Linked DNA regions of Homo sapiens: region 1 is linked to region 2. The links are chromatin loops, found by intact Hi-C in ENCODE. Cell type or tissue: sigmoid colon. All regions are shown on one strand. Each heading gives the region's core, and the rest is flanking DNA. Links, peaks and the distances in the headings are about the cores only.

Region 1 (11,092 bases), core at 993-8,992, 350 kb before region 2:
CTATTCCCCTATGCCCCATCCACAAACGCCACAGTTGCTGACTCAGGCCTCCAGGCCTTGGATGATGCTGTACTTTCTGCGTAGAAGGCTTACTTCATGTAATGCTCATTGTTAAACTCCTATACATCCTTCAAAGCTCCAGCTTCAATGCCCACATAACCTTGTAGCCCTTAAATCTTCTCTGCCTCTGAGGCAGAGTGCTCCTCTCCCCACTGGGGACTCTCAGCTTTGCCTCCCCACTAGTTGGGAAGCCCAGAACCAAATCCTTTCAGGGGCCCTAGTAATACCCAGTGGAGGGTCAGGCATATGGGGTATCAGGAAATGCTAGAAGAGCAGACACAGGACACATTTAGTGACAATGACCCATGAGAAGCATTGAATCTTGGATGACCCCATGAACTAGGGCTGATAGGGTCTGTGTTTCATAGGCAAGGAAATTGAGGCACAGAGAGGGCACGTGGCTTGCCCCAGCCATATAGTAGGCTGATGGGGGTGACAAGGAACCCGGAGCATGGGGGTGAGCATACTGGACAGGCACGGGGCTCTGGCCGTCAGGAAGATACACCATGATGAAGCCGTCAGCATCAGGCTTGGGGGCGACGCTGGGCTTGCCGTTGAGCAGGTTGAAGGCAGTCCAGGCGGTGACCGTCTGCTGGAGGCCGCCCAGGCTGCTGCCGCGATTGGTCAGCACAAAGTTGTAGAAGGTGTGGGGCTTGAGGTGCGTGATGAGCTTCTTGGTGGTACGGCCATCCACATCCAGTGTGAGCCCATTGTACTGGATCTGCGGACCAGGGCTAGCTCAGCAGGGCCTGGTGGGCTCATGCCCATGGACTGAGCCCCAGCTCCAGGATGAGTCCCCCACCCTGACTGAGCCCTGATCCCACTGAATCCTGCCCTAGGCAGAAATCTAACACTGACTGATCCCTGATCCCAGGCTGAGTCCCCAACTCTGACTGAGCCCCAACCTCACTGAACCCTGACCCCAGACTGTGCCTAAATTCCAGCTGAGTCCTGATCCTAGGTAGAAGCCCACTTTGACTGAGCCCTGATCCCATGCTGAATTCCCAGTCCCGACTGAGCCCCAATCCCACTGAACCCTGAACCCAGACTGATCCTGAATTCCAGCTGAGCGCTGACCCTAGGTGGAAACCCACCTCTGAGACCTGATCCTAGACTGATTCCTGATCTCAGACTGAACCTCAATCCCAGGCTGACCCCCGATCCCAGACTTGGCACCAACTCCAGACTAAACTCTGACCTCAGGCTAAGTACCAACTCTGAGTCCCAATCCTGATTATGCCTCAGTCCCAGCTAAGCCATGATCTAAGGCTGAGCCCCAACTCTGATTTCCAATATGGACTAAATCTTAATCCCAGACTGAACCTCAATCCCAGCTAAGCCACAATCCAAGGCTGAGCCCAACATTGATCCCCAATATTGACTGAACCTCAGTTCCAGCTGATCTCCAATCCTAGGCTGGGCCCCAAGTCTGATTCCCAGTATTGACTAAGCCTCAATCCTAGCTGAGACCCATCTCTGACTGAGCCCTGATCCCTCACTTCACACCAACTCCAAACTGAGCCTTAAGCCCTGCTGAACTACAACCCCTGACCCTGCCTGCCTGCCTGCCTGCTGGCTGGGCAGTCGCACCTTGTAGGGTGTGGGTGAGTTGTAGTTGTCAGGGAACTCCCAGCTGAGCAGAACTGATGTCTTCATGATCATTTTCACCTTGAAGTTCTTGGGCGAGACTGCCGGGGAGGCGGCCGAGCAGGGAGAGAGCAGAAGAGAGGCCCCATGAGTGCCTGGCACTGGGTGGCGTGAAGCGGGGTGGGGTGGGGCGGCCCAGGCGCTCCCTGTCGTCCGCTGTGCCCATGCCCACGGCCTTCCTGCCTGGCCCTGGCCCGGCCCTGCCCTGTCCTGTCCCAAGTCCCTGCTTCGGGAGACGGCACGGGTGCAGAGGCTGCAGAAAGAAGGTGGAGGAGGAGGAAGAGGGGGGAGGGGAGCAAGGGGAGGGGGCAGTGGTGGGGGGCGGTGGTGCCACCGAGGCACGTCCCACCTTTGCCAACGCCGGAGCCTCGGGGTCCGGACTTGCCTTGAGTGACCACGAGGAAGCAGAAAAGTGAGCACTTACCTGGGCAGGGGAGAGGGAGGGGGCTGGGGTGGGGGTGGGCGCAAGGCCCGGTCCGGCTCTGGTGCAGGGGTCGCCGCGCGCCTACCTTGGTCCCGCAGGAACGTCCGGTAGCGGACGGGGGGGCTGAAGGGGCCAGGGCCCCGGCGCGTGTGGGCTCGCACTTGGAGGTCATAGGCCGTGTCGGGCTTCAGGCCCTGCAGCGTGAGCGCGTTCTCCGCGCCCGGCTCAGCCGCTGCCGGCAGCTCAGTCTCTCGGGCAGGGCCCAGGGCACCGGCCTCCCGCACGGCCACCGTGTATTTGACGATGGCCCCGTTGCGCTCGGCGGGCACGGGTGGCAGCCAGCGGAGAAGGACGGTCCCGGCCGAGGCGTTGCCGGCCGCCTCCAGAATCTGCGGGTGGCCACGGGGCGTGTCCTCCGGGATGCTCAGGACCTCGGCTGCCTCCTCGCCCAGGCCGCCGCGGCTCCGGGCCGCAAGCCGGAACACATACGTGGCCCCCTTGTGCACGCCTGATGCCGTGTAGCGGTCCTCGGAGGGCGGGAACTCCAGGGTGGCCAGGGGCGTCGAGTCCTCACGGCCAAACTGCAGGCGGTAGCCCAGCACCTGGTCCTCCGCGGTGCCAGCCGGGGGCTCCCAGCGTGCCAGCAGGCTGCCCTCGGGGGTCTGCTGCACCGACAGGGTTGGGCGGCCCAGCACTGCGGGGATACGGGGCAGGTGTCAGGGTCCCAGCGCCATCCGCCAGCCCAGAGGCACAAGGTGGGGTTGTATTTTTAATTCTTTTCCTTCAATATAACATTTTTTTGAGTTGGGGGGGGTCTTACTCTGTTGCCCAGCCTGGAGTGCAATGGTGAGATCACGGCTCACTGCAGCCTCGAACTCCTGGGCTCAAGTGAGCTTCCTGCCTCGGCCTCCCAAAGTGCTAGGATTATAAGGCCACTGCACCCAGCTGCGGTTGTGATTTTTTTTTTTTTTTTTTTTGAGACAGAATCTTGCTCTGTTGCCCAGGCTGAAGTGCAGTAGCCCCATCTCGGCTCACTACAAGCTCTGCCTCCCGGGTTCAAGGGATTCTCCTGCCTCAGCCTCCCGAGCAGCTGGGATTACAGGTACACACCACCACGCCTGGGTAATTTTGTATTTTTAGTAGAGATGGGGTTTCGCCATATTGGCCAGGCTGGTCTTGAACTCCTGACCTCAGGTGATCCACCCGCCTCAGCCTCCCAAAGTGCTGGGATTACAGGTGTGAGCCACCGTGCCCAGCCTGGGGTTGTGATTTTTAAAAGTGGATCTCAAGGCTGGGTGTGGTGGCTCACATCTGTAAGTAATCCCAGCACTTTGGGAGGCTGAGATGGGCAGATCATTTCAGGTCAGGAGTTCGAGACCAGCCTGGCCAACATGGTGAAACCCTGTCTCTACTAAAAATACAAAAATGAGCCGGGGGTGGTGGTGCACGCCTGTAATCCCAGCTACTCAGGAGGCTGTGGCAGGAAAATCACTTGAACCCAGGAGGCAGAGGTTGCAGGGAGCCAAGATCGTGCCACTGCACTCCAGCCCGGGCAACAGAGCAAGACTCCGTCTTAAAAATAAAAGTAGGTCTCAAGAAAGCCTCACTTAAGAAGCAAAGACTTGAAAGAAGAAAGAGAGGGAACCACGAGAAGATCTGGGGGAATCGTGCTCCAGGAAGAGGGAACGGCCCATGCAAAGGTGTAGAGCCGGCACTGGGCTAGGGGCGCATAAAGCACAGCAAGGAAGTGAGGACTCAGAGAACCCCTCCTCCTTCCATTAATAAGGCAACCATCTCCTGCCTTGTTGATTTGGCCCTTGCTCAATGCAGGCACCTGACCAATACCCATGGGACATAAAGAAATCCAAAATCCGCCCCTGCTCTTTGTTTCGCACAGCCTGGGTAGTAATCAATGTGCCGAGAGAGGTTCTGGGATCAGGCAAAGAAGGGGGAAAGCTGGGCTGTATACATGAAAATGGACTTCTCTACTGCAGGACTTATCAGGGCCTTGAATGGACTGCTATGAATACCCAGGGTGGTGGGGAGAGCAGCGTATGCAGTGGTTTCTGCTTAGCAAACACAGCTCTAATACAATGTCCCTGAGAGAGGAGGGAAGTGCCCTGCTGGCTAGAAGAAGGGAGGGAGAGATCACAGGAGGCTGCTTGGAGGAGGTGGCGTTAGAGCTGGATGCTGGAGGACGCAGACAAGGTGCGTGAAGGGAATAGTGTGGACAAGGGCAGGGGCTGTGTCCAGCTGGGAGGCCTGAAAGGTGGGGTACACAGTGGTGTGGCTACAAGGGTCCCCGAGGAGAGGGTGGGTGTGGGGACTGGGATGAAGGCCACAGAAGTCAGTCGATTGTTCCTGAAACACCCGAGCTTGTTCCGCCCACCACCACCACCACCACGCCCCACCCCCCAAGTCTTTTTCTGGGCTGTGCCCTCCGCCCGGTGTACCCTCCCCTTACATCTTCACGGCAGCCTCTTTTTCTTAATTCAGCTCCATTTTGGCTGGAAAAAAAAGCCAGCCCCTTGGGGACGATGGAAGGGACAATGGAGGGGCTAGAAGGGGAAACTGAGGCAGGGCCACCAAGAGAAAGGTGGCTTCCTGGTGCAGTAGGGGAAGACAGGTGCACCACCCTGAAATAACAACCTAGCCGGGGCGACCAGAGCCTGGATGGGGGAAGCACAGGAGACTAGGGGGCCCAGAAGGATCAAGATTATGGGATGAGGCAATCAGGGAAGGCTTTCCAGGGCCAGGTGTACCTTGAGCTGAGACCTAAAGGCAGAAGAGGAGCCAGCCAGCAGGGGAAGGGGTATCCTGGCAGAGGGAACAGCCCAAGTAAAGGTTGAGAGGGCAAAGGGGTCAGAGGTGGCTGTTAACTGTTTCTGTCTGGTGGGAGCCGGGGGGACAGGAAGTGAGTGACAAAGGAGGAGGCAGGGGCGGGGGGGGCCAAGCTGGGCCCTGGACACCCACCTGAGCAGCCCTCACACCTTTGTCTCACTGTTCCAGCTGCCTGGTGCACCCTCTGCCTGCCCTTGTGAGCTCAAGGACTCTGGAGTCACGCTCTGGTGCCAGTGGGGGCAAAGGGGCTGTTGGTGGGTGGGAGGAGGGCGGGTTGCATACCTGCTCCCTTGGTCACAACCACCTTGGGTTTGCTGCGAGCGCCATCGCCCTTCATGGTGTAGGCGGCTACCGTGATGGAGTACGCGGTCTCAGGCTGCAAGTTTGTGATGACCATCTCCTGCAGGCACGGCTGGGGGTCAGCACGACGGCTGGGGCTGGGAGCAGCCCCACCCACCCCCACTCCCCGTGCTGAGAACAAGCAAGGAGGATGCAGGGCCCGGATCAGGGGTGGAGACGTGCACATGAGCTCATGCAGAGACCACGACACGTGGCATGGCCATGCTCAGAGGGTACATGCAACAACCCAGCCGGACGAGCCCATTGTCGCTTGCCAGGACCAACTCGGTCCTCTCTGCTCCGCTCCCCTCACTCCTTGCCATCACCCCCGACAGTCTGTCCTCCCCACAGCAGCCAGAGGGCGCCTGTGAGCACTGGAGTCAGGGTCCGTCCCCGCTCTCCCCACAGCCCTCCATGGCTCCCACCTCTCTTGGGGTCAAAGCCCAAGTCTTCCCTGTGGCTCACAAAGGGCTCTCCTTGCTGTTCCTCCAATGCACCAGGCACAGCCTGCCTCAGGCCCTTTGGCACTGGCCTTCCCCCCTGTCTACACCCACTGGTGTGCTGGAGGTGCCCGGTACCAACTCATGAGAGCCGCTGGTTAAATTTTCAGGAATTTTGTGAGCCACTTATGAAACAGAGCTGTTATTAAAAATTAAACTGTACGAGGCTGGGCGCAGTGGCTGACGCCTGTAATCCCAGCACTTTGGGAGGCCAAGGCAGGAGGATCACTTAAGGTCAGGAGTTCCAGACCAGCCTGGCCAACATGGTGAAACTTCGTCTCTACTAAAAATACCAAAAAAAAAAAAAAAAAGCAAAAAAGCCAGGCGTGGTGGCACATGCCTGTAGTCCCAGCTACTGGGGTGGCTGAGGCAGGAGGATCACTTGAACCCAGGAGGCGGAGGTTGCAGTGAGCCAACATCGTGGCACTGTACTCCAGCCTGGGTGACAGAGCAAGACTGTCTCAAAAATAAATAAATAAACTGTATAAACTTACAATCAACTAAGTTATATTGAAAGCAAAGGCAATAAATACAGCAAATCTAGTTATTTCACTAGGGTTACTGTTCTCTGTGGGTATCTGTATGGTTACTGCTTTGAGATCATCTTGTCTATTGCATCTGTAGAGTAGGAATACATGATTATGGGCTACTGGGCACCTCCCCGGTAGCTTGAAATTGACATGGTGGGAAGTATTTACACCATGGAAACGGTCCAATGCTACAAAACAGGACTGCCCCCTCCTGCCCACCCAGAGAGCTGATTTTTACTCTTTTATCTTATTGAGACAGGGTCTCACCCTGTCGCCCAGGCTGGAGTGCAGGGTGTAATCATAGCTCACTGCAGCCTTGACCTCCTGAGCTCAAGTGATCCTCCCGCCTTAGCCTCCCAAGTAGCTGGGAATACAGACGTGCACCACCACATGCCTGGCTAATGATGTTTATATTTTTTGTAGAGATGGGATCTTGCCATGTTGCCCAGGCTGGTCTTAAACTTTGGGCTCAAGTGATCCGCCTGCCTCTGCCTCCCAAAGTGCTGGGATTACAGGCGTGAGCCACTGTGCCTGGCTGAGAGCTGATTTTTAAATGTTTATTTCACTGTCTAAACCCCATCCCCACCACAGCTGTAACAATTTTTTTTTTTTTTTTTGGACATAGAGTTTCGCTCTTGTTGCCCAGGCTGGAGTGCAATGGCATGGTCTCAGCTCACTGCAACCTCTGCCTCCCTAGTTCAAGCAATTCTCCTGCCTCAGCCTCCCGAGTAGCTAGGATTACAGGCATGCGCCACCACGCCTGGTTTTGTATTTTTAGTAGAGACAGGGTTTCACCATGTTGGTCAGGTTGGTCTCGAACTCCTGACTTCAGCTGATCCACCCGTCTTGGCCTCCCAAAGTGCTGGGATTACAGGCGTGAGCCACCATGCCCTGCCGATGTGTGTTTTGTTCCGATTAACATCCCTCTCACTGAGTATGACTGTTAGGGAGGAGGGGCTCTTGTCACCACCACATCCTCAGCATCTAGCACATAGTAGGTGCTCAATAAGTGAGTGCTCGTCCAATGAATGACAGCACAGAACACTCCCGGGCACGCGGACTTGCACAACACCTGTGCACACGATCACAGCATCATGTGTGCCCATGTCTGCAAGCACACACGCACCCCCCCAAGCACAGGCCGGCATGCCTGGGAACTGTGGGGTAGACCCAGGCCAAGGGGATAAGGAGGGGTGACGGGGATGCACAAACAGGGTCTCCTACCCCTGAGCCTCACAGTCCATCCCTCCCAGGGTCTCTGCGAGAAGAGCAGAGTTGAAGCCCAGGTGGGAACATTCCCTCTAGATCCAGTGTGGGTGAGAGATGGGAGGCATCAGAGCATGTGGGACCAGTGCCTGTTTGTTTGTTTATTAGAGACAGGATCAGCCAGGACCAGTGGCTCATGCCTGTAATCCCAGCCACTCGGGAGGCTGAGACAGGAGAATTGTTTGAACCCAGGAGGTGGAGGTTGCAGTGAGCCGAGATGGCGCCACTGTACTCCAGCCCGGGCGATAGTGTGAGACTCCGTCTGGAGAAAAAAAAAAAAAAAAGAGACAGGGTCTCCCTCTGCTGACCAGGCTGGACCGCAGTGGTGCCATTTTGGCTCACTGCAACCTCTGCCTCCCAGGTTCAAACGATTCTCCTGCCTCAGCCTCCCGAGTAGCTGGAATTACAGGTGCCTGCCACCACACCAGGCTGTTTCGTATTATTAGTAGAGAAGGGGTTTTGCCCTGTTGGCCAGGCTGGTCTTGAACTCCTGACCTCAGGTGAGCCACCTGCCTCAACCTCCCAAAGTGCTGGGACTACAGGCATGAGCCACCACGCCCAGCCAAGGGACCAGTGCCAATTTAATGTCAGACCTGGGGTTCTCAGCAGAGACTGGTACTCCCGTTTTAGGGGCAGAGAGGTAGTCCAGAGAGAGGTAGCAACTTGCCCCAAGTCACACAGCAATTCCTCTCTGGTTTAAAGCATTGTGGGGTTGTAACCAGGCTATCACAGACATCCTTCCCCACTCTGGCCCCGCTGACACCTCTCATCACCCGGGGGCCAGAATGAAGACGACAGCATATCCAGAGAGAGGCATTTCTAGGCCAGACAGGGCTGAATTGAGTGACAGTAAAGGGTGGGGCTGGGTCAACAGGAGAGGAGACATACTCACAGGAGAAATGACTACGGGCAGGAGAAGGACCCAGGAGGCTTAAGCCCCACCAATGGCAGGAGCCATCAGGGTGAGAGGATTCAGGGACGACCCTCAGGTCCTGTTGCTCAAGCCACCCTCGGGTCTGCCCCCTGGGGCGCACAGTGGTCCGAGTATCCCATTTCCCTGGTGCAAACATCGAGGCTGGGCGCTCCAAGAGGTAATGGGAGAGCGAGGGGCGCATGGGAGGGCCCAGAGGAGGAGACCGTTTTACTACTGATGATAAGGGGCGTGCAGGAGTCACAGCACAGCACGGCCCGCGGGAAGCGCACAGCAGTAGGTGGGTGGCCAGGGGCGCTACTTACATATTCGGCCGTGTCATCCGTCTCCCACTGAGCGCGGGAGGAGGCGGCAGGGGAGAGAGGAGGAAGGTGAGCGGGGGAGGCCAGAGATGGAGAAAGAGAAGCAGAGGTGGGGGGAGCGCAAGGGCCCGTCCCCGCCCGGAGCCCGTCCCCGGCCCCGCCCCGGCCCCCCGCCCACCTGGGCATCGGCCAGCATGACGTCCTTGATGCGCGGCGGCCCGCGGGCCTCGGCGCCCTCCATGCGCACGTAGTGGACCTGGTAGCCGCGGATCTGGCCGTGCTGCCGGCCGGGCGCGGGCGAGCGCCACAGCACGCGGATGGCCGTGGCGTTGAGCGCCTCCGCCTCCACCTTCCGCGGCGGCGCGCTGGGCACTGGCGGGCGGGAGGGGAGGGGAGGGGCGGGCGGAGCCGTTACCAGGGCGCCCGGCCCTGCCCCGGGCAGTGCCACTGTCCGATTCCAGGATGCCGAGTGGCTGCCGGTGAATAACTGGGCGCTCTTAGCGCTCACCACCGGGCGGGAGGACATGGCCTCCTGCACACCCCCCACAGCCCTGGGAGGGGCCCCTGAAGGTGCGCCCCATGGATCCAGGCTGCCCCCCCCCGAGTCTAAACCACCTTCCCAGGGCCTCCAGACACCCTCTTCTTCACCCTACACTGCTTCCATCCTCATCATAACCCTGCAAGATAGGGTCTCCTGTCATTCTCATTTTACATTTGGGGAAATTGAATCCTAGAGAGTTGATTCTGTGATCACAGCCTTAGCAAGAGGCAAAGCCAGGATTTGCACCAGGCAGTCCAGCTGTATGTTCCTAAATACCCAAGCAGGCAGGTGGCCCACTTGGCACTCAGGATCTTTTTCACCCACCCCAGGGTTTGGCATAAAGAAGAGCTGCTTCATTTCTTCTCTGGGCTTAGGACATAATGGGGCTGTCCAACGAAACAAAGGCAAATGGCTCAGAAAACGAATCAGGTTCCCAGGACCAAGAGGCTGAAATATTTTTGAGACAGGTTCTCTTACTCTGTCACCTAGGCTGGCATGCAGTGGCAGGATCACGGCTCACTGCAGCTTTGAACTCCTGGGCTTAAGCGATCCTCCCACCTCAGCCTCCCAAGTAGCTGCAACTACAGGCCTGTGCCACCATGCTCAGCTAATACGTTTTTGTAGAGATGGGGTCTCACTCTGTCACCCAGGCTGGAGTGCAGGGGTATGATCACAGCTCATTGCAGCCTCAAACTGCTATGCCCAGCAATCCCCGCACCTCAGCGTCTTGAGTAGCTGAGACTACATGTGCATGCCACCATGCTTGGCTATGTTTTAAAAATGTTTTTGGAGGAATGGGGTCTCACTATGTTGCCTAGGCTGGTCTCAAACTCCGAGACTCATATGATCCTCCTGCCTTGGCCTCTCAGAGTGCTGGGATTACAGGCATGAGCCACTGTGCTTGGCCAAGAAGTTGCAATTTTATTGGGAAAGGTGTCTGTCATTTCTCTCCATGATCTAGGCTTCGACCACGTGACTCCAAGCTAGGACCACTGCCTTGCTTTCCAGCTTCAAACTTGCTGCTAACTTGAAATGGGTGAGGACGGGAACATTTACACCATGGAAATTGGCCAATGCTACACAAACTGGTCTCCATCCACCCGGGGAGCTGGTTAACCATGATCAGCACATTGTTGTTGCAGGTGCTATTTGCCACTTCCTCCACCCCATTTCCAAAGGTTTCCACTGTTCCACCAAAATAGAGGGCAGCCAGCGAAACTGTCCAGGCACGAGGCTCTGGGAGCAGATGCTGCAGAGCTAAGCCTGCCCATGTCTAGAATCGCCAATTCCAAAGTCAAGGAGCCCCGGATTTCTCGGGGAGGCTGCTTGCTTCCCGACTTCCTCCGAGTGAGGCTTCCGCCCTTTGACCACCAGCCCAGGTTTCCAGATGGAAGGCTTCGAGGCGGGGGCCGGGCTGGGGCCTGCGGGGGGTCCCGGGCCTGGGGCAGGTACTTACCATCCTCGTCGGTGCGGACGACCACGGGCGAGCTCTCGGGCCCTGGTCCCACCTCTGTGTGAGCGACAGTCGTGATGCGGTACTGGGTCCACTTCTCCAAGGCCTCCAGCAGGATCTGAGTGGTGGTCGGGGGGATGCCGTTCACCTCCTTGGGTTCCGGGTCCTCTGAGCCCAGCGGTCGGTAGCGGACGCTGTAGCCCACCAGGGCCCCGTTGTGCGTTTCCGGCGGCGGCGGGCGCCAACTTACCAAAATGG
Region 2 (11,092 bases), core at 1,190-9,189:
ATGAGCTCAGAGAATCCCTGAGCTCTGGAGTCTGGAGGCTCAGAATCGTGGGATCACTGAACATGTAGACACTTAGGATCTTAGAACAGCTGGTGTTCAGTCCTCCTGAACAATGTGGAATCTCAGAGCTCTCTAGTGGGTGGGTGGGGGCTCTGAGCGGTAATCACCATACATCCCCTCTGGCTGTCTTAGGGGAGAAAAAGCTGCAGTAGTAAGTTTTAATAAAGTTCAGCAGGAAGCAAGAGGAATAGGCTTTTTAAAATGGGCCAGAGTCCGGGCATGGTGGCTCTTGCCTGTAATCCCAGCACTTTGGGAGGCCGAGGCAGGAGGATCGCTTGAGGCCAGGATTTTAAGACTAGCCTAAGCCACATAGCAAGGCCCTGACTCTACAATTTTTTTTTTTTTTTTTGAGACGGAGTCTCACTCTTTCACGTAGGCTGGAGTGTCTTTTCACCTAGGCACGAACTCAGCTCACTGCAACCTCCACCTCCCAGGTTCAAGCGATTCTCCTGCCTCCTGAGTAGCTGAGGTTAGAGGCATGCGCCACCACGCCAGGCTAATTTTTATATTTTTAGTAGACACGGGGTTTCACCATGTTAGCCAGGCTGGTCTCGAACTCCTGATCTTAAGTGATCCGCCTGCCTCAGTCTCCCAAAGTGCTGGGATTACAGGTATGAGCCACCATGCCCGGCCAGAATTTTAAAATTAGCTGGGCGTGGTGGTGTGCGCCCCCGTAGTCCCAGCTACTCAGGAGACTGAGGCAAGTGGATCACCTGAGACCAGGAGTTGGAGGCTGCAGTGAGCTATGATTGCACCACTGCACTCCAGCCTGGGCAACAGAGCAAGACCCTCTCTCGAAAAAAAAAAAAAAAAAGAAAGAAAGAAATCTCTTCTACATTACAAGAGGCAAAGTATCTATAATTCCAGAATGTGGCAATGCTAAGGGCAGTGGATATGTTACAGATGGGGGCAAGTGGGCCTGGCACCCACCCTCCTTCCCTATTTGCCTACAGGATTGGTGGAATATGCAGCCCCCCCCAACCCACACTTCTCCCTGCTGCCCAGCCTCTGATGAACAGGCATTCTGGCCTATATTATTATTATTATTTATTTTTATTTATTTATTTATTTTTTTGAGACAGAGTCTTGCTCTGTTGCCCAGGCTGGAGTACAGTGGCACGATCTTGGCTCACTGCAAGCTCCGCCTCCCGGGTTCACGCCATTGTCCTGCCTCAGCCTCCCGAGTAGCTGGGACTACAGGCGCCCGCCACCATGCCCAGCTAATTTTTTGTATTTTTAGTAGAGACGGGGTTTCACCATGTTGGCCAGGATGGTCTTGATCTCCTGATCTCGTGATCCACCCGCCTCGGCCTCCCAAAGTGCTGGAATTACAGGCATTGAGCCACTGTGCCCGGCTGGCCTATGCTATTATTTTATTTTATCTTATTTTACTTTATGAAACAGGATCTTACTCTGTTGCCCAGGCTGGAGTACAGTGGCATGACCATGGCTCACTGCAGCCTCAACCTCCCAGGCTCAAGCGATCCTCCCACCTCAGCCTCCTGAGTAGCTGGGACTACAGGCACACACCTGTAATCCCGGTTGTGGTGGCGGGTGCCTGTAATCCCAGCTACTCTGGAGGCTAAGGCAGGAGAATCACTTGAACCTAGGAGGCGCAGGTTGCAGTGAGCCAAGATTGTACCACTGCACTCCAGCCTGGGCGACAAGAGCAAAACTCCATCTAAAGGAAGGAAGGAAGAGAGGGGGGAGGAAGGGAGGAGAGGAAGGAAAGAAGGAGGGAGGGAGAAAAGAAAGGAAGGAGGGAGGGAGGGAGGGAAGGAAGGAAGGAAGGAAGGAAGGAAGGAAGGAAGGAAGGAAGGAAGGGATTGATTGATTCACACGCAGGATGTTTGTTGGGCAAATGAAGGTTTATGGTGGTCCCTATTGGCAAGTTGTGTTTTTCTAGCCTCATTCTATTAGAAACAAAGGCTATCTGCCACCAACATGTTTAAACAAAGTAGCATTCCTCATATATAAAGAGTTGTTAGAAATCAATAAAAATAAAGCAACATGTGCAAAGAACGTGCATACACTTTGGACACACAAAAGACATAGGTGGGAAATTGTAAAAGACTTGAAAAAAGAATTTCACTGCTGGGCACGGTGGCTCATGCCTGTAATCCCAGCACTTTGGGAGGCTGAGACGGGTGGATCACCTGAGGTCGGGAGTTCGAGACCAACCTGACCAATATGGAGAAACCCTGTCTCTACTAAAAATACAAAATTAGCCGGGCATGGTGGCGCATGCCTGTAATCCCACCTACTCGGGAGGCTGAGGCAAGAGAAGTGCTTGAACCTGGGAGGTGGAGGTTGCGGTGAGCCGAGATTGTGCCATTGCACTCCAGCCTGGGCAACAAGAGTGAACTCCGTCTCAAAAAAAAAAAAAGAATTTCACCACTCTAATATTTGACAAAAAGATCCAATAATAGTTTTTGTGAAGGTACAAGGCAGTGAGCACTTGCATACATTGCTGGGATAAGTTAGTACCAAGTCCCATCTTTCTGGAGGGCGAAATGGCAAAGTATATTGAAAGTCTTTGATGGAAAATAACCATAATGACTCACATTTGTTGAGTGACAACCTCATTTATTATCTTTTCCCCATCAGAACAGAAACTCCCCAACGGCTATTTTGTCTGTTCTATTCACCGCTGAGTTCCCAATGTCTGAAACAACTCATGCCCCTGATTTTTATACCCAGCATGATCCCGTCTACTCAGTTTTCTGAAGTTTGAGAACCGCTGAGCTGAGCTAAAAGGAAAGTTTTTATGCAGACAGACGTCCAAGCATCCAATCTATTTAGGCCTTTTTGACAACCCTCAAGTTCTTAGCAGTGAGTGAAGAATTCTCAGGGGCTCCCCACTGACCCATAGGTTAATAGATGTGCTTGTAGTTATTAGAATTAAATGAGGTGATTTTTCCTTTTTTTTTTTTTTCTTTGAGGGAAGGTCTGGCTCTGTGTCACCCAGGCTGGAGCAGAGCGGCGTGATCTCAGCTCACTGCAACCTCCGCCTCCTGGGCTCAAGTGATCCTCCCACCTCAGCCTCCCGAGTAGCTGGGACTATAGGTGCACACCATCCCGCGTGGCTAATTATTGTATTATTATTATTATTGTTGTTATTGTTATTATTATTATAATTATTATTTTGTAGAGACAGGGTTTTGCCATGTTGCCCAGACTGGTCTCGAACTCCTGGGCTCAAAACTAATCTGCCCACCTTGGCCTCTCAAAGTGCTGGGATTCCAGGCGTGAGCCATCACACCCAGCCTGAGATAATTTATCACATTGAGTCTTTAGCATGCTCCAGGAGTGTTCAAGGTTTTATAAACCTCAACTCACCTCATAGCAATGCTATGAGATAGATGCTAATATCAAGCCCATTTTTTTTAACACAAACAATCCCATAGTATTTATTGCCATCTTGTAGTAACACAACGGTAATCAAAACAATATGAATAAATCTTCACATTGGACAAAGGACATCTAAAAACAAACTGTATCCTTCTCAACAATTTCTCACTTCATTGATCATTTCTAGTTGGAGACACTTTGCAGCAGAGTAATATTACCTCCTTTTAGCATGATCCGACCCAGTTGTTTTCTTGACTTTGTTTTAGAATGAATCTCTTCTGCATCATCTAATACAAGGTTCATATACTCATCAAAACCAATGATACAGCCTTCTATCCGCATATTCACTTGCTCATAGAGCCACACCTGAATCCGCGATCTATTTTGTAAGTATCTGAAGATGAGGCTGATGGGCTGCACCATAACCTTCTGCACTTTCTGGCCCTGGCCACGGTACGCCATGGTGGAATTTCACCCATTTTTTTTTTTTTTTTATAATTTATTTTGTTTTGTTTTGTTTTTTGAGACAGAGTCTCACTCTGTTGCCCAGGCTGGAGTGCAGTGGCGCGATCTCGGCTCGCTGCAGGCTCCGCCTCCCGGGTTCAGGCCATTCTCCTGCCTCAGCCCCCCAAGTAGCTGGGACTACAGGCGCCCGCCACCACGCCCAGCTATTTTTTTTTAGCAGAGACGGGGTTTCACCATGTTAGCCAGGATGGTCTCAATCTCCTGACCTCGTGATCTGCCTGCCTTGGCCTCCCAGAGTGCTGAGATTACAGGCGTGAGCTACCGCGCCTGGCCCTAATTTTTTGTACTTTTAGCAGAGACAGGGTTTCACCGTGTTAGCCAGGATGGTCTCGATCTCCTGACCTCGTGATCCGCCCGCCTCGGCCTCCCAGAGTGCTGGGATTATAGGCGTGAGCCACCGCGCCCGGCCCTAATTTTTTGTATTTTTAGTAGAGACGGGGTTTCACCGTATTAGCCAGGATGATCTCGATCTCCTGACCTTGTGATCCGCCCGCCTCGGCCTCCCAAAGTGCTGGGATTACAGGCATGAGCCACCGCGCCCGGCCGAATATCAGGCCCATTTTACAGATGAGGAAACTGAATGCATAGCATGAAGGCAGTACCCGAGCCAAGGCCTGGCACATAGTAGGTGCTTAGTTTGAGCAGGATCTAAATCTCGTTTGGTCAGACCCACAGACACACAGCTCCATGAACAGTCGCTCCTGTCTCTCCAGGGGACCCCAGGAAGCACTTCATAAATATTTCAGTTCTTGAATTCTTTGGTGACTCTATACAGAGCCGCCAGGAAAGGTGAGCAGGGGCGGGAGAGGCAGCTTTCCAAGGGGGGCGGAGACATGAGGCACACATCAAGTCACTCGCCAGCCCGGATACACCAAAATGTACACAGCATGAGGAGAAGTCAGTCACACAGAGACACAGACACACCCAAGGCAAATACAGCCATGATATGTAGCAAGAGAAAAATGAGACACGTAGTCACATGCGCAGAGACACATGCCCCCCAGAGCAAACACAGACACACACGGACACACGCCCCATGACAAACACAGATGCACACAGAGAGACACACGGCCTTAAGCCTCACACACGGAGATTCACCAGATCCACACCCCAAGACAGAAGCAGGCACGTCCACTCCTGAGACCAATACAAACTCACTCTAAGAGAAGCACAGACACAACCAGGGCCTTCGCCTACCGGGGGCCGGGTTGGGAGGCTCTGGAGACCCTCGACCCTTGAGGAAGCCCCCATTCCAGCCTCCACCTGCGCCTCCAGGGCCTCCCACAAAGGTGGTGTTGGGCCCGTGGGGGAAACGCTGGGCGGGCAGAGAGATGGGGGCTTCCGCGGCAGGAGGGGCCCAACCGGGTCGGCTGCGTTGCAGAGCGTGGCTCTTGGGCGCCACCTAGTGGGCACATGGAGTAGAGGGCCCGGCTGCCCCAAGTGCAGATCCACATCTGTGCAGGTCCTGGGTTCATCTGTTTCTGCTTTTGTCTATTTGCGTCCCTGTGTGTGTGCGTCTGTTTCACTCTGTGTCTCAGTCTCTGTCTCTCTTCTCCCTGAATCTCTCTTTTTCTGTGTCTCGGTGTCTTTATCTCTCCATCCCTCTTTTTTCTCCCCTTCCCTCCCCCACGGCTTCCCCCACCTCCAGAGCCTGAGGCTTCGTCAATAAGCAAGCCAGGCATCTCCAGTGACCCAGCACACCCCACTTATAGCCGCATCTCTTGGGTCCCGTCCCTCAACGGCGTCTTGGTCCCCATGAGTGTCCACCTGCTATGACTCAGCCAGGGGCTGAGTGAGTGGGGGTGTGATACCCAACGGACTCTCACTCTGTCGCCCAGGCTGGAGTGCAGTGGTGCAACATCAGCTCACTGCAACCTCCACCTCCCAGGTTCAAGAGATTCTCCTGCCTCAGCCTCCCGAGTAGCTGGGATTACAGGCATGCGCCACCATGCCCTGCTAATTTTTGTATTTCTAGTAGAGACAAGGTTTTGCCATGTTGACCAGGCTGATCTCGAACTCCTGACCTCAGGTGATCCACCCACCTCAGCCTCCCAAAGTGCTGGGATTACAGACATGAGCCACCGTGCCTGGCTAATTATATCTATTTTTTAATACAGAGTCTCGCTCTGTTGCCCAGACTGGAGTGCAGTGGTGTGATCTCAGCTCACTGTAACTTCCACCTCCCAGATTCAAGTGATTCTCCTGCCTCAGCCTCCCGAGTAGCTGGGATTACAGGCGTGCACCACCACACCTGGCTAATTTTTGTGTTTTTAGTAGAGATGGAGTTTCACCATGTTGACCAGGCTGGTCTCAAGTGATCTGCCTGCCTCGGCCTCCCAAAGTGCTTGGAGTACAGGTGTGAGGCACCATGCCCAGCTGTGCCCACCAGTTCTGCCAGCCTGCTTGCTCCTATGTTCTGGTCTTTGGAGCAGGGATCCCAAAACTGGAGGCGGCTTGTGGCCCCCCCTGCTGTGTCTTTGTCCAAACAGAGCCAGGGCCCTGAGTCCAGTGTGGCTCGCCCCTCCTTCCCCAGGGCTGGCTGGTTCTAGCTTCCTGGAGGTGAAAGTGGTCATGGCATGGGGAGACCGGGGACACGGGGACAGTGAGGATTTGGATCTCAAGCAAGGAAAGGCCTGAAGAGAGACATTTGAGTGTTACCCTCAAACCCTTCGAGGAGGGCTGGCTCTCTTCTTCTCAAGAAGAAGAAACCCTACAGGCTGGTGGTCCCATCCCTGATCAGCCACTGCGGCCCCAGGTCCCCATGTTCCTGCCTGCTCTGTTGCTCAAAGGTGCTAGGCCAGGTGCATGGCTCATGCCTGGAGTCCCAGCTGCTCAGGAGGCTGGGGCATGAGGATTACTTCCAGGAGCTCAAGGTTGCAGTGAGCTATGATCGCGCCGTTGTACTCCAGCCTGGGCAACAGAGCAAGATCCCATCGCTCCGAAAAACAAAAAAAAGGGTGGGAGGCGTGTCCTTTCCTTCCTGGGGGCTTCTGCACACCCTGTTTCTTCTTCTGGAAAGCCCTTCTGGGGCTCCTTCACTCCTCATGGCTTAGGTCTGTCCAGTCCCCTCCTCCAAGAAGCCAGTCTCATTCCACCCCCAGACAACAGGAACCTGCAGGCTTGTCTCAGTCATGGCTGCATCTCTGCCATGGAGCCCTGCTCGCAGTAAGTACCCAAGAAGCATTTGCTAAGCTAAATAAGCAAGAAAACAAAGGACTCAGAGCCCAGCTCTTGAGCCTGGATTTCATCTTGACTTGCTTGGCAGGGGGCCTTGGCCAAGTGGGTTTCCTTCCTGCTCTGTGCACTGTTTCCCCAGCAATGGGGACCTTTCCCGGACCACCTGTGAGATCCACCCTGCTGGGTTTCATTTCAGCTGAGTCTGTAAATATTTGGTCTGCTGTGGCCGGCAGCATACACGCAGGGGAAGCTTCAGTGCCTTTTACGAGCTCCCCGCGAGGCCTGATATGCGTTTTCTGTGGCTGGGTACACGGGGCACCCCAGTAGTTTCACAGCTCGTTGGCACGAGGTGGCTATGATTCCAAGACTGGAAGAAGCCGAGAGACACCATCAGTGGCTTCCAGCACTTAACTCCACAGCGTGCAGCATTTGAGAGGCCAAAGAGGGGCCTCTTGTTTTAAAAACTGTAATGCAACATTATAGATTACAGCTGCAGTAGAAATCGAGCCCAGCGATTCCCCTTCCCTAAGTCTATGGGCCACACTTAATTTCTTAAAGGGCAGAGGGGAGGGATTTCTGTTGGGCAAGGAGTGGGAAGCCCTGGTTTAGACCTGTCTCTTGCTAAAAAAATTCAAAGAACCACAACCACTTGCTATGCACCTACTGTATGCCAGATATTGCATAAAGCACTTTTTTATTTTTTTGAGATGGAGTCTCATTCTGTCTCCCAGGCTGGAGTGCAGTGGTGCGATCTTGACTCACTGCAACCTCCGCCTCCCAGGTTCAAGCGATTCTCCTGCCTCAGCCTCCTTAGTAGCTGGGATTACAGGCATGCGCCACCATGCCCAGCTAATTTTCATATTTTTAGTAGAGATGGGGTTTCACCATGTTGGCCAGGCTGGTCTCGAACTCCTGACCTCAGGTGATCTGCCCACCTCACCCTCCCAAAGTGCGGGGACTACTGGCGTGAGCTACCGTGCCCGGCCAAAACCTGCTTTTTTTTTTTTTTTTTATGGAGTCTCGCTCTGTCACACAGGCTGGAGTGCAGTGGTGCGACCTCAGCTCACTGCACCCTCCATCTCTGTGTTCAGGCGATTCTCCTGTCTCAGTCTCCTGAGTAGCTGGGACTACAGGTGCCTACCACCACACCCGGCTAATTTTTGTGTTTTTAGTACAGACGGGGTTTCACCATGTTGGCCAGGCTGGTCTCAAACTCCTGAGCTCAGGTGATCCACCCGCCTCACCCTCCCAAAGTGCTGGGATTACAGGCATGAGCCACCGCGCCCGGCCAAAACCTGTATTTTAAAAGGCTGTGCACTGGGGAGATGCAGATGCCTGCCCCAACGATGCTTATGTGGTGGAGAGTGCCGACAATAAACAATGCTTTAGCGAGTGGTCAGAGCCACGAGGACAGGCAGGTGTGACAAGGCAGAGGGTGATGAGGCGCTGCTGATCCAGTGGTCAGAGGAGACCTCTTGCAGGGGGCAGAATTTGAAGGGGCTGGGCATGTGTGGCTGGTCTCCTCAGTCACAGCCAGTGCCACGCTGTTCTTTTTTGAGACAGCCCTGTCGCCCAGGCTGGAGTGCAGTGGTGTGATCACAGCTCACTGCAGCCTCTGCCTCCTGAGCCCAAGTGATCCTCCCTCCTCAGCCTCGTGGGTAGCTGGGACTACAGGTGTACACCAGCAGCCCAGCCAATTTTATTTTTTTGTACAGATGGGGTCTTGCTACATTACCCACACTGCTCTCAAACTCCTGGGCTCCAGTGATCCTCCCACCTCAGCCTCCCAAAGTGCTGGGATTACAGGCATGAGCCACCGGGCCCTGGTTCACAGACCACCCAGGAAGCTCTCCCAGGAGGGCAATGTCTCGGGTCCTCAGTACCTTATGCTCCACTGAACCCGGCAGCTGCTGTGTCAATATTTGCAGGTGGAGGCAAACACAGGGCAGCTGCATCTCACGAGGATTTGAGGAGTACGGAGAAGCGGCTCTTGGTGCTCCCGGGAGTAATTTAGGGGCAGTTTCTGGCCCAGTATTGCTGTCTCTGGAAGCACTGTAGGACATGTAGAGTTATCCTTGGGGTCAACTCTAAAGGCCAAGCGCATGTGCAAAATTATGTACACACTCACGTACGCAGCTTGCTCACTGGTGCCCCAAACACCTATCCCTTCACCACCGTGTGACCGCGGCACGGGGTGCCCTGACAACCGGGGAGGCTGAGGAGAAGGGACCTCGGGCTGCAGCCTCAGCTCCATGGCTCGCTACCTCTGGGCGGGTCTCAGCCTCCCTCGGGCTCAGAACCTTCTTCTGCGCTTGACTTTCCCAGGAATTGACTCCAGTTTCCCAGGGAGCTGCACTGGGCTATGTCTGGGTTTGGTGATGTTGTGTGGCGTCCGTAGGTGTCCTCATATAAATTGGTGGCTGGCCAGGGGGACTAGAGATGTCTAACTTGCTTGACTGGTAAGCACATCAGGTGCTTCCCAAAGTGGATTCTGTTGTACACCAGGGTGACGGACAAGGATGCCCACGTCCTAATCCCTGGGACCTATGAACACATTGGTCTCCAAGACAAAGGGACCTTGCAGATGTGATTAAGGTGAAGGAATTCGTGGCTGGGTGTGGTGGCTCATGCCTGTCATCCCAGCACTTTGGGAAGCCAAGGCAGGAGAATCACCCGAGGCCACGAGTTTGAGACCAGCTTGGCCAACATGGGGAAACCCCATCTCTACTAAAAATACAAAAACTAGCCAGGCATGGTGGCAGGTACCTGTAATCCCAGCTACTTGGGAGGCTGAAGCAGGAGAATCGCTTGAACCCGGGAAGCGGAGGTTGCAGTGAGCCAAGATTGTGCCACTGCACTCCAGCCTGGGCAACACGGCACGGCTTCATCTCAAAAAACAAAGAGAAAAGCTCTCCTAGTCCACCCAGCTGACCAAAGAAATGGCTGAAGGGCTGAGGTCTGAACCCACCCAGCAGTGAGAGCAGAATCCGAACCCTGATTTGTCACCATCGTATGACCAGGTAGGAACAGCCTCACCTCTCCCGTGGGTCACTGGGACTCAAGGAAGCCCTGCCCCTCAATCCGGCAAACCTGTTAAAAGGCACGGCATCCCCGTTAAACGTCGACTTTATGGTTGTTGGGTTTTTTTGGAATCAAAAGGCCCTGTTCTAACTTTGCCTTTGAAATTATGTGACTAGGAGTCATGCATGCAATTTGAGACTGGCAATCATCGTGGAGGCTTGGGAGTTCCTTGGGAATAAGAAAATCTAACCTAGGAGCTGTTTTGAAATGTAATGAAATCTTTATGAATACAAAATTTAGCAATTGGTGAAGTTGACACATTTTGTAGCTGTGGAGACATTTCGTAAGGTCTTAATTCTACTTTTTCTTTCTTTTTTTTTTTTTTTTGAGATGGAGTTTCGCTCTTTCACCCGGGACTAGAGTGAAGTGGCGCGATCTCGGCTCACTGCAACCTCCGCCCCCCAGGGTTCAAGAAGTCTCCTGCCTCAGCCTCTCGAGTAGCTGGGATTACAGGCACCCACCACCATGCCTGGCTAATATTTGTATTTTTAGTAGAAATGGGGGTTTCCCCATGTTGGCCAGGCTGGTCTCGAACTCCTGACCACAGGTGACCTACCCGCCTCAGCCTCCAGAAGTGCTGGGATTCGAGGCATGAGCCACCGCGCCAGGCCATAAGGTCTTAATTCTGATTCTGCTGTTTTCTTTCTGTATGGCTGGAGCTGGTCATTTCCTCACCGGGACCCCCTCCAGACCTCTGGCATTGCATTTCGCCAGGGCCCCTGTGAAACATGAGCACCCGAGGCTCTATTCCTGTAGGGCTCCCCAGGGCCTGCCAACATGTATTAAGCATTTACTGTATGCCAAGCTTTTTATGTGGATTAACTAATCTTTGTAAAGATCCCATATGGCAACTACAATGATTACTCCCTCCTTCCAGTTAAAGCAGCTAAAGCAGACA

Evidence for each region. A loop is a pair of places that touch in the nucleus more often than their neighbours do. Peaks named below come from ENCODE experiments on the same cell type or tissue, not always from the same donor. Only the 100,000 strongest peaks of a DNase experiment are listed, where the experiment ranks them.
Region 1: a loop joins it to region 2, with 2.7 times the contacts of the local background. A loop is called at or near these places in 5 of 110 quality-filtered maps.

Annotation. Positions count from the first base shown.
Region 1 is chr19:5,220,473-5,231,564 of GRCh38, forward strand. PTPRS (protein tyrosine phosphatase receptor type S) reads right to left here. Exons shown (of 38, transcript NM_002850.4): 14 at 10,838-11,092; 15 at 9,019-9,212; 16 at 8,844-8,870; 17 at 5,255-5,372; 18 at 2,217-2,825; 19 at 1,651-1,748; 20 at 528-781. Among named protein-coding and RNA genes, the nearest start is that of PTPRS-AS1, 48 kb to the left of the region's middle. RefSeq lists enhancers at 4,840-5,459, 5,460-6,078. In sigmoid colon, for the core only: a CTCF peak has its summit at 5,637; no DNase peak of the experiment used is centred there; H3K4me3 peaks cover 183 bases.
Region 2 is chr19:5,573,066-5,584,157 of GRCh38, forward strand. It overlaps the pseudogene SNRPEP4. Among named protein-coding and RNA genes, the nearest start is that of TINCR, 11 kb to the left of the region's middle. In sigmoid colon, for the core only: CTCF peaks have their summits at 5,342 (motif pointing left) and 5,542; a DNase peak (open chromatin) is centred at 5,315; H3K27ac peaks cover 157 bases.